Regions from separate parts of the Homo sapiens genome. Here regions 1 and 3 are each linked to region 2. A link is a contact called in ENCODE Hi-C or POLR2A ChIA-PET data. All regions are on one chromosome and are shown on one strand. Each heading gives the region's core, a stretch centred on a gene start or an enhancer-like site at or near the end of the contact. The rest is flanking DNA. Distances are from core to core; before and after follow the strand shown.

Region 1 (2,894 bases), core at 272-2,771, 1.3 Mb before region 2:
GTGGCTCACGACTTTAATCCTAGCACTTTGGGAGGCCAAGGCAGGTTAATCACTTGAGGTCAGGAGTTCAAGACCAACCTGGCCAACATGGTGAAACCCCGTCTCTACTAAAAATACAAAAATTAGCCGGTCATGGTGGTGCACACCTGTAGTCCCAGCTACTCAGGAGGCTGAGGCAGGAGAATCACTTCGTCCCAGGAGGTGGAGGTTGCAGTGAGCTGAGATTGCGCCACTGCACTCCAGCCTGGGTGACACAGCAAGACTCTGTCTCAAAAAAAAGAAAAGAAAGAAAAGAAAACTGCTATAAAGAGAGCTTCCACAGATATCGTCAATAGGAGCATGGAGTGATGGAGGACAGCTAACATTAACTGTAGTATGTACCAGATGACTTTGGTATCTCATTCAAACCTTCTCAGAATCTCTCAAAGAGAAGCACTATTAACCCCATCTTACAGATATGAAAATTGAGGTTCAAAAAAGTGAAAAATCTTGATGGAGATCATATAATTGGTAGGAAGTTACTTCTCCTATCTGATCTCAAAGCCAAGGCTTTTTCTACCACAACTAATGCCAACCAAGTATTCAACAACTACTGTGGCTCCATTATGCCCAGGCACAGTGCCAAGCATCAGGGAAATCATTACAATAACAATAGCTCCCAACTGTAAGCAGTTACTATACTTGCAGGCATTGTACTAAATACATGAATTAAAACGAATCCCCACAAATGTTAAGTACAATCACTATGCCAATCTGTGAGGAAAACTGAGCCTCAGGAAACAGTATGGCAAGTTTGAAAGAGGGTTGATATTCCAACCCAAGTGGGTCCGACTCCAAATCTCGTGCTTCTATCTACTGTATTTAGTACCTTGCTACACAATAATGATTATGACCGAGATCAGTCCCTGGTCCTGAGGGGCTTTTAGTCAGGTAATGATCACTTCCTTCTGACAGTGTCAGAGAAGGCACGGAGGGAGGGATACCGCCCTTTGGCCTCAAAGGACGGCTAGAGTTTAGGCTATCACAGGCAAAGGACACTGTAAGGGCGAACAAACCTGGGAAAAGTAAAGAAATTGAACTCTGACACCTGGTGACCCTACCAGTCGTAACTCCATGACTCTCAGGGCGTGTCTCCAGAAAGCACCACCCCCACCTCGTCCGAGGTCCGAGGCCCAGCCCAACCGGAAGTCCACTCACCGGACTCCCGCAGCAACCCCGCGAGCTTCCACAACAGGGAGTCCCTCTGAGCGGTCGTCATGGCCACGGGACGCTGGGGGGCGGAGCCTGGGGGGGGAAAGAGGAAGCGGAAGAGCCTCAGGTGGGCGGTAGTGCCAAAAGCCCAGGGCGTCCGCGCAAACCGAGGCGTCATGCGGAGAAAAAGGCGAGAAAGAAAAGAGAGGAAGAGCATCCTCCTGGCCGCCCTTTCGAGGAACATAAGTCCTGGTCAGACATACCGAACCTCCCCGTCTGGTCCTCCTACCAGCTCAGCTGCCCGGCGCCTATCAATGATGGAAAGGAAGTCCCGCCCCGGAAGAAAATCGAGCCAAGGGACGACCGGAAAACATGTCTCTGCCGCCGGAAACCGCGCCGTAGATCATGCAAACGAATCGAAAAGGGGCGGTGCGGGGGCTGTCTCCTGACCGCGGTGGTGGCTGCAGTGGTTCCCTGGGCTTCCTGGCCCGGAGCTGGGCACCCATTATTCCCCCGCCCTGCGCAGCCTGGGGCTCCCGCTTGGCTTTCGGCGAGCCTACCGCGCCGGTGAGGAAACCCTGACTCGTTTGCAAACTGGGCGGGGAAGCAAAGTTTAGAGAAATGGAGCTTTGTTAGATAAAAATTTTTTCAACGCAAACAGTCATTTTCCAGTGAAAGGAGAGCGTATCCGCCGTAGGATGGACTTAGATCGTGTAAAAGCTGAGGCCACCGAGGATATAACCTCCGGGGTCCTTTGCCTCCTTTTCCTTAGACTCCCTCCAAACTCGTGTATCTTTCCTTCAGCAGTACTGGGCTCCACGCGAACCTAGTCCTTTGTCTTTACCCTATTACCTTTCATAACATCCTAGTTGAAAAGTAGTTATTCAACCGCGTTTGAAAATGAGAACAGGTTCACAGAGGCTAGGTTACTTGCGAAGGTCGTTCAATTAGTAACCAGTAGCGCCAGGACTGCCAGTTTCTTGCTTCCGAATTCTCATGGTAGCTTTCACCAGGCTCCCCGTCAAATGCTAACGTCAACTACTGAACTAGATTAGCAAAAAGGTCTTTTAACAGAATTCCTGGTTTTCAGAGAGAGTTTCTTTCATGAAGCGCCCCATTTCTACAGAGGAAAATCAAAATGAATCCTAAGCCAGTTGAAAGGAGGGATAGGATCATAGTCATCTTTATCCCAAGTTGCCAGATTTGAAAGATTTTATTTTCTCAAGACAAAATATTTGAAATGGCAAATATTTCAAATATTTTGAATATTTGAACCACACAATTTCGCATTCATGGCATACTACTTGTGCTCTGAGCTGAAAGCCTTTTAGGTTAAATAAAGTAAGTGGAGATACATCCGAAGCAGCAGTGTTGAGCTCAGAAAAACAATACCCCAAAATACGGCGCTTTGGTATGCTGACTATTTTGAACTAAAAGAGACTGGAAGGCCTCAGGCACAGTCTCTCCGACCTTTTCCTGCCCTCCTGTCTCCCAGCCTTCTTTCTTCCCCAAGGCAAGCCATAGAAACCAGAATTCCTCTTCCCCAAGATGAGTCACAGAAACTAGAAGCCCTCTCCCCCAAAGCCAGCCATAAAACCTAAACTTCCCCCCACCTTTCTATGTAAGAGCTGGCCGTGGCCTGGCGCGGTGGCTCACGCCTGTAATCCCAGCACTTTGGGAGGCCGAGGCCAGCAGATCACCAG
Region 2 (3,001 bases), core at 119-2,618:
TACTACTATACAACTAGTACAAGCTCACATGATCTCAACGAACTACTTACTTAAACTTGGGTCTCACTCCAAGCTCCCAAAAGGGAGGATGAGGCCAGGGACCCAAGTCTGAATCAGATCAACTCAGCTTACTCCACAGTAAACCCACTGTCTTCTCAATTCCACATACTTTCCCACCTCCACTGCCCCACCCCTCTGAGATTCCAATCGAACCCAACAATTCTGTTCCCACAACTTTGGATTCAGCTCGCCACCTGAAACTTGGAGAAGTTTCTAAGTCCTGCCCTCCCCTACAAGCCACGCCCCGTTGGTGGGCAAAGGGGTGGTTAAAACTCACCAGGCCAGTCCCACAGCTTTCATGGGGTTCTTGCCCCTCTTTCTGGGAATGTATTCCAGCTCCGGGGATAGGGGTTCAGGTTCCTCCTTGCCCTCTGGGGAGCTGTGGCTTTGCAGGGCCCGGGTCCTGTTATGAGAAGCCTTGTTAGCTGTGGCTCCTGCGAGAATCCCTGTGGATGGAGGTAAGGAAGGTCAGTAAGAAGAGATGAGAAGAAAGCAAGCGGGGAGGTGGGGGGCAGTAAGGGCTTGGGAGGAGCGGCTGAGATCTGGGGAAGGGGAGTGACTGCAGTCTGAAGTAAGAAGTGCCAAGGAGAATCCAAAGGGAAATGGGAAAATCGCCACCGAGGTGGCACCTTTGGAAGCCACTTCCACGTCACTGCGGGCTCATCACCCTGGTGCCAGGACGAAAAGCTTCGCTGTTCTTCCTCAGACGACAGCATGGGAAGGACTGCAGTGGGACTCACATAAGACGTATGAAGGAAATCCGGGAAAAGGTTTTGAAACTGCAAATGTTAGCACTGGAAGGGACCTTAAAGATAGTCTACTCCATCCCTTGCACTGTACGGAAGAGGAAACTGAAGCCCTGAGAGAAAAACTGCTTTGCCCAAGGTCAAACTGCTAATTATCCGGGGCTGGAACTCAAACCTCCAGAAGCCCGGGGCTCTTTCCTCTGCACTGCGGTGAGTGTGAAACACCTGGAGCGCGGGAGTCCAACAGGCTTCCTAGGAGCTCCCTCTTGCAGCAAGACCCCGGAGGTGTCGAGCAACCCGAAGGCGGGGGGATGCACTGGGTGACCTCTAAAGAGCATCTCTGCACCCCCAGACTCTAAGATCTTGCAGAAAAGTGTGGGGAGGAACCAAGAGCCCTGACCTCCTGCTATCGTCGGGCTGGACGTGAAAGAAAAGGGATCTTCTGCAGTCCTGCCCTCCCCGGGGTCCCTCTCCTTACCCCGGAGGACGCGGGCATTTCTCGCCCCCCGGCCCTTCAGCGCCGTAGCAGCTACCACCGCCGCCATGTTCAGATCCCACCCCCGCTTCACCGCGCTCCCCGCCGGGAATTGTAGTTTGCGTAAGGGGCCTCCCCCGCTCCTTCCGTCCTGCCTACAGACCAGAAACTACATCTCCCAGAAGCCCGCAGAGCGGACCCAGGAGAACTACTCTTCCCAGGAGACCCCGGAGGCGCGCGCGCTCGCTTGTTTCCCTCCAGTTGGGGGCGGAGTCAGGTGGGGCGGAGTTTGGGTTCTCTCCGCCACGCCCCGGCCCCATCTTCCAATGCCGCTCTGTGATTGGTGAGGCGGCCAGCCAACCTTCGTAGCTATTGGCCGAACGGCCGTCGCTCTTCCTGCTGGGGAGTCGCCTACGCCTACTTCCTGCCGGGAGGAGGGGCTCGAGTTCCGCGTCGTCGCGCAGAGCTGACTCTGGGAGGCGTTTGGGCCCAGAGAAGTGGATCCGCCGCTTGCGCCGCATGGAGTCCGAATCGGAAAGCGGGGCTGCTGCTGACACCCCCCCACTGGAGACCCTAAGCTTCCATGGTGATGAAGAGATTATCGAGGTGGTAGAACTTGATCCCGGTCCGCCGGACCCAGGTGAGAACTGCCGCTCCTCAGGCCATGGGACAGGAGACGCTCACCCCTGGCCTCTGACTCCTGCTTTTCCCCGCTCCCCTCCACACCCGACTGGTCATTCCTACCGATATCCCTCTTCCCCTCCTCCCCCACTCCCACCCTCACACTTAGTTCTCAGGCCTGGCTGGGGTGGGGGTTCCCTGACGCCTCCTCTGGCCCTTCCCCTCACACACCCCCTTCCCATCATCCCCTTGGCCCTCCCTTACCGCACGGTCTCTGGCCAGCCGTGGCCTCCCGTCCTGTGTCCCGCGCGCCCCCGCGGACCCCGGTGTGTCTGACTCCACCTTCCCTTCTCGCCACATGACCCGCCCCAGCCTCAGGCCTCCTCATGCTTCTCTCCGTACCTCTTACCGCCTCCCGAGCCCCATCTTCTAACCCTCTCCCCAAAGCAGATGACCTGGCCCAGGAGATGGAAGATGTGGACTTTGAGGAAGAAGAGGAGGAAGAGGGCAACGAAGAGGGCTGGGTTCTAGAACCCCAGGAAGGGGTGGTCGGCAGCATGGAGGGCCCCGACGATAGCGAGGTCACCTTTGCATTGCACTCAGGTAGGTCTTTGAGGCGATCCACCTCAAATCAGTTTAGGTGGGCGTGTAAGCATTAAACATCAGCCATGGACAGAACGTTATGGGGGACACAGAGATGGGCAAGATGCTGGCCTTGCGCTGGAGGAGCCCACAGGTGGGAAAGTGTGGCAGAATGGATGATTGCTTGGCTTCTGGCATCAGTCGAGACACCCTCTACTTTGCCAGTTAACCTTGATTAACCTCTTAGTTTTCTTTTAAAAAGTTATCTTTGGCCGGGCGTGGTGGCTCACTCCTGAAATCCCAGCACTTTAGGAGGCTGAGGCAGGTGGATCACTTGAGGTCAGGAGTTCGAGACCAGCCTGGCCAACATGGCAAAACCCAGTCTCTACTAAAAATACAAAAATTTGGCTGGGCATGGTGGCTCACGCCTGTAATCCCAGCACTTTAGGAGGCCCAGGCAGGCGGATCACAAGGTCGGGAGTTCCAGACCAGCCTGGCCAATATGGTGAAACCCCGT
Region 3 (2,815 bases), core at 1-2,500, 1.0 Mb before region 2:
TTTTGTCTGGGTGCCACTGGAGAGCCTTGCGCCGATACCTGCAGAAAGTGGGTGCAGAGGAGAGAGTCGGGGGACAAATGCAGGCACTTCCCACCCAGGAACCGAACGACCTGTTTTCCCATTAGCCTATCACTGTCCTTTCACCCCCGGGTCCCAGTCCACCCCAGCTGCTAGGGCTGCCGCTGCTGTGATATTTTCATCAAGTTCCACCCTCTCTCCTCCGCCACCAGTGCTGGGACCACATGTACAAGCGGATACAATGCCAGGGTCCCTAGCCCCTCCCTAGGGCTCACTGGACTGGGGCTGCAAAGGTTGGGGCACATGTGGCCTCGAAGAGTACAGGGACACCGGCCCCTCCTCCTCATAGAGCCTCTTTGCACTGCATCTTTGCACTGCAGCCTGAGAATGCCCAAATCTAGGGGGAAGGGGGAGGGGAGGGGAAAGGAGGAGGAGGAGGAGGAGGAGGGGAAGATCAACTGGAGAACAACCCATAACACAGTGCAGCTCCCAGAGGAACTAACTACTTCACTCTCTGGACGTTCTCCTTGTACTCTACCAGGGGTCTCTTTCCTCCCTGCAGGTGTCACTCGGAAGAAGCACCCCAGTGCTTTCTAACGACCTGGTTCCCTCAGACACCTACAGGTGTCACTCTGAAGTGCCCCATGGTGGTGGCGGGTGGAGGGTGAGAGGTCTTCTGTTGCATACGGAGGCACTTACGCCTTCTTGATGTCATCAGCGGACGCACTTCGCGGCACGTCTAGGATCTCGTAGTAGGATGCCATGGCAACTGGTCAGTCGTCAGGCGGGCCTCCTTGGGGCTGCAGAAGAGAAGGAGTCAGGCGGAAAGAACCAAGAGCCCCACCCTGTGGCTGCAGCAGTCCCCCTCCCCGGGTGGCGGAAGGCGCTCCCAGTTGGAAGCGGAGCACACCGGGCTCTGCTTGCGGCCGGTGACTAGGCTCCCTCCGGCAGCCTTATCTGCCCCCGCAGGCCGGGGCCAAGAGCTATCTCGACGCCCAGGCCCAGGAGCCCTATCGGGGCCCCCCAACTCCAGCAGTCCGATCCAGGGCCCCCAGCCTGACCCGGGCCCCCGGCCGCACCTCCTCCGCCAGGAGTCCCGGCCTCCTGCGGCGCCCCGCCCCTGCCCCCCGCCGGGAACCGTCTGGCACCCGCAGCCCGGCTCGCGGCTGCTGCGTAGGACGCGCCCGGCCCAGCTGTGCGCGCAGGCATGCGTCAGCGGTGCGGAAACTACTAGAGACGGGGAGAAGGCCGGCTCCGCCTGTCCCCTGGGGGGGTGGGGGCCTGCAGGGGCTGCCGGGAGAAGAGGGCGGAGCCGGCTATTTTGGGCACACACCAGGACGACGTCAGCCCCAGCTGGGACCTGGGAGACTGCGGCCCCGCCTCCATCCAAGCGAGAAGCGCTCGCACGGAGGCTGGGGCAGCCCACAAACAAGCCGCTCGGCCCCCAGGTTCCTCTGTCACTTTCTTATAAACATGAGCGATGATCCATGCTTACTCACCCACCTCGAGGACTCAGACTCTTCCCTCCCTCCCCCCACCACGGTTCTAACTCCTCCCCCTTCTTCAGCTCCCAGCTCCAGCCCCAGGTCCCCCAGCAGGCTGCCCTGGCTTTCCTGAGTAGGTCAGAACTGCCTTTTACAGCATCTCGTGGCATTTCCTTCATCAGGCTTGTTAGAGCCACAAATTAGCATTTATTGGTTTGATTATTTTTTATTACCATTCACCTCCCCCACTAGAATGTCGATTTCACAGGACAGGAATTGTGTGTTTTTTCTCACTGGTCTATTAGAGCAGTCGTAGGGGTTCAAAACTACCCGTGGGATGAATAAATAATGAACACCTGCAAACCTCTTGTTGACAGTTTTGACACATTTGGGGGAGGTGAGGTAAAGGGGGCCGTACAACGGAATTCCCCAGGTTCAAGTCTTCCCAAACTGATCCTGAGTAGGCCTATTCCACTTCAAAATGCTCCCTGGGTTCAGGCCTCATTGGAGAGTTAGGAAACCTTCCAGAACTGGCTCCTGCTTGATCCCATCCAGGCCAATCCAAAGGCGTTAGCTGAGCATTTTTCTGCATTCAAGATGCTGCCAGGCCGTATAAAGAAGAATGTGGCCCAAGCCCTGCCTTTGCAGAGCTTGAACTTGATAAGATACCAGCCCATCAGTGTAGCCCGCTGGGAAACCCGAGGCTTTGGAAACAGAGTACAACCTGGCATTACTGTGAGACTTGGGAAAATCTCTGAGCACTCTTTTTTTCTCACTAAATATAGGTAGTGCCTAGGGTTGTTTGAAAGTCAAATGAGACATGGTACGAATTAGGTGTTACTGCGGTCCTGCTGGCATCGTGATTGGCTCAAGCAATAATGGTTATGTGAGTCCAGAAAAGTGCTTTAGGCTGGGGGACCCAGGAATACTTCGCCAACGAGAAGGGTTTGAGGCGGACGTGAGAGAAGAAGGTGGTGTGAGTGTCCTGGTTTCCTGGCTGCCCACCATCAGAACCTCCTGCCTACATTTGGGGAATTCCCATCGCAAGGGCCCTAATGGAAAGCAGGCCACCATTTGCCACAAAGCCCCAATGCTTGCTCTCCCTGACTCGGCTCTGGGGTTGCAGGCAGAAGACATGAGCTCCGCCAATCGGATGCTCCAACTGGGACTTTGAATCTGGAGCAAGTCACGGAATAGCAAGGCTGGTTTAGGAATTCATTTCTGCGGCGGCGGTGGAGGCGATGGGGCCAACAGCGGCCTCTAGTGTCTGGAGGAGGAAGTGTCAGCGCTACTGCCGCAGGTGAGGGACGAGA

Evidence for each region. Hi-C counts contacts between places; a loop is a spot of excess contacts on that map. ChIA-PET counts read pairs that join two places held with the same protein, here RNA polymerase II (POLR2A). Pooled maps may share reads with other maps.
Region 1: a loop to region 2 is called in a map of B cell, with 16 times the contacts of the local background. The contact joins the promoter of STK11IP here to the promoter of PNKD in region 2. A Hi-C loop is called at or near these places in 1 of 168 maps with a recorded cell type or tissue (B cell), 1 of 37 single-sample maps with no recorded cell type and 8 of 50 pooled maps.
Region 3: a loop to region 2 is called in a pooled map, with 15 times the contacts of the local background. The contact joins the promoter of DNAJB2 here to the promoter of PNKD in region 2. A Hi-C loop is called at or near these places in 1 of 168 maps with a recorded cell type or tissue (gastrocnemius medialis), 3 of 37 single-sample maps with no recorded cell type and 11 of 50 pooled maps. POLR2A ChIA-PET finds 5 or more read pairs at or near these places in 1 of 52 experiments (CD8-positive, alpha-beta memory T cell).

Annotation. Positions count from the first base shown.
Region 1 is chr2:219,596,484-219,599,377 of GRCh38, reverse strand. STK11IP (serine/threonine kinase 11 interacting protein) reads right to left here and starts at 1,521. Exons shown (of 25, transcript NM_052902.4): 1 at 1,455-1,521; 2 at 1,198-1,284. The coding sequence starts at 1,258. RefSeq lists enhancers at 1,080-1,139, 1,350-1,569.
Region 2 is chr2:218,268,886-218,271,886 of GRCh38, reverse strand. PNKD (PNKD metallo-beta-lactamase domain containing) reads right to left here and starts at 1,368. Exons shown (of 10, transcript NM_015488.5): 1 at 1,285-1,368; 2 at 338-506. The coding sequence starts at 1,351. It overlaps AAMP (angio associated migratory cell protein), which reads left to right and starts at 1,750. Exons shown (of 11, transcript NM_001087.5): 1 at 1,750-1,921; 2 at 2,353-2,505. The coding sequence starts at 1,801. RefSeq lists enhancers at 1,074-1,123, 1,154-1,533, 1,684-2,003, 2,572-3,001.
Region 3 is chr2:219,277,801-219,280,615 of GRCh38, reverse strand. DNAJB2 (DnaJ heat shock protein family (Hsp40) member B2) reads right to left here and starts at 1,250. Exons shown (of 9, transcript NM_006736.6): 1 at 1,098-1,250; 2 at 718-818; 3 at 1-38. The coding sequence starts at 782. RefSeq lists silencers at 926-1,405, 2,647-2,815 and an enhancer at 2,426-2,815.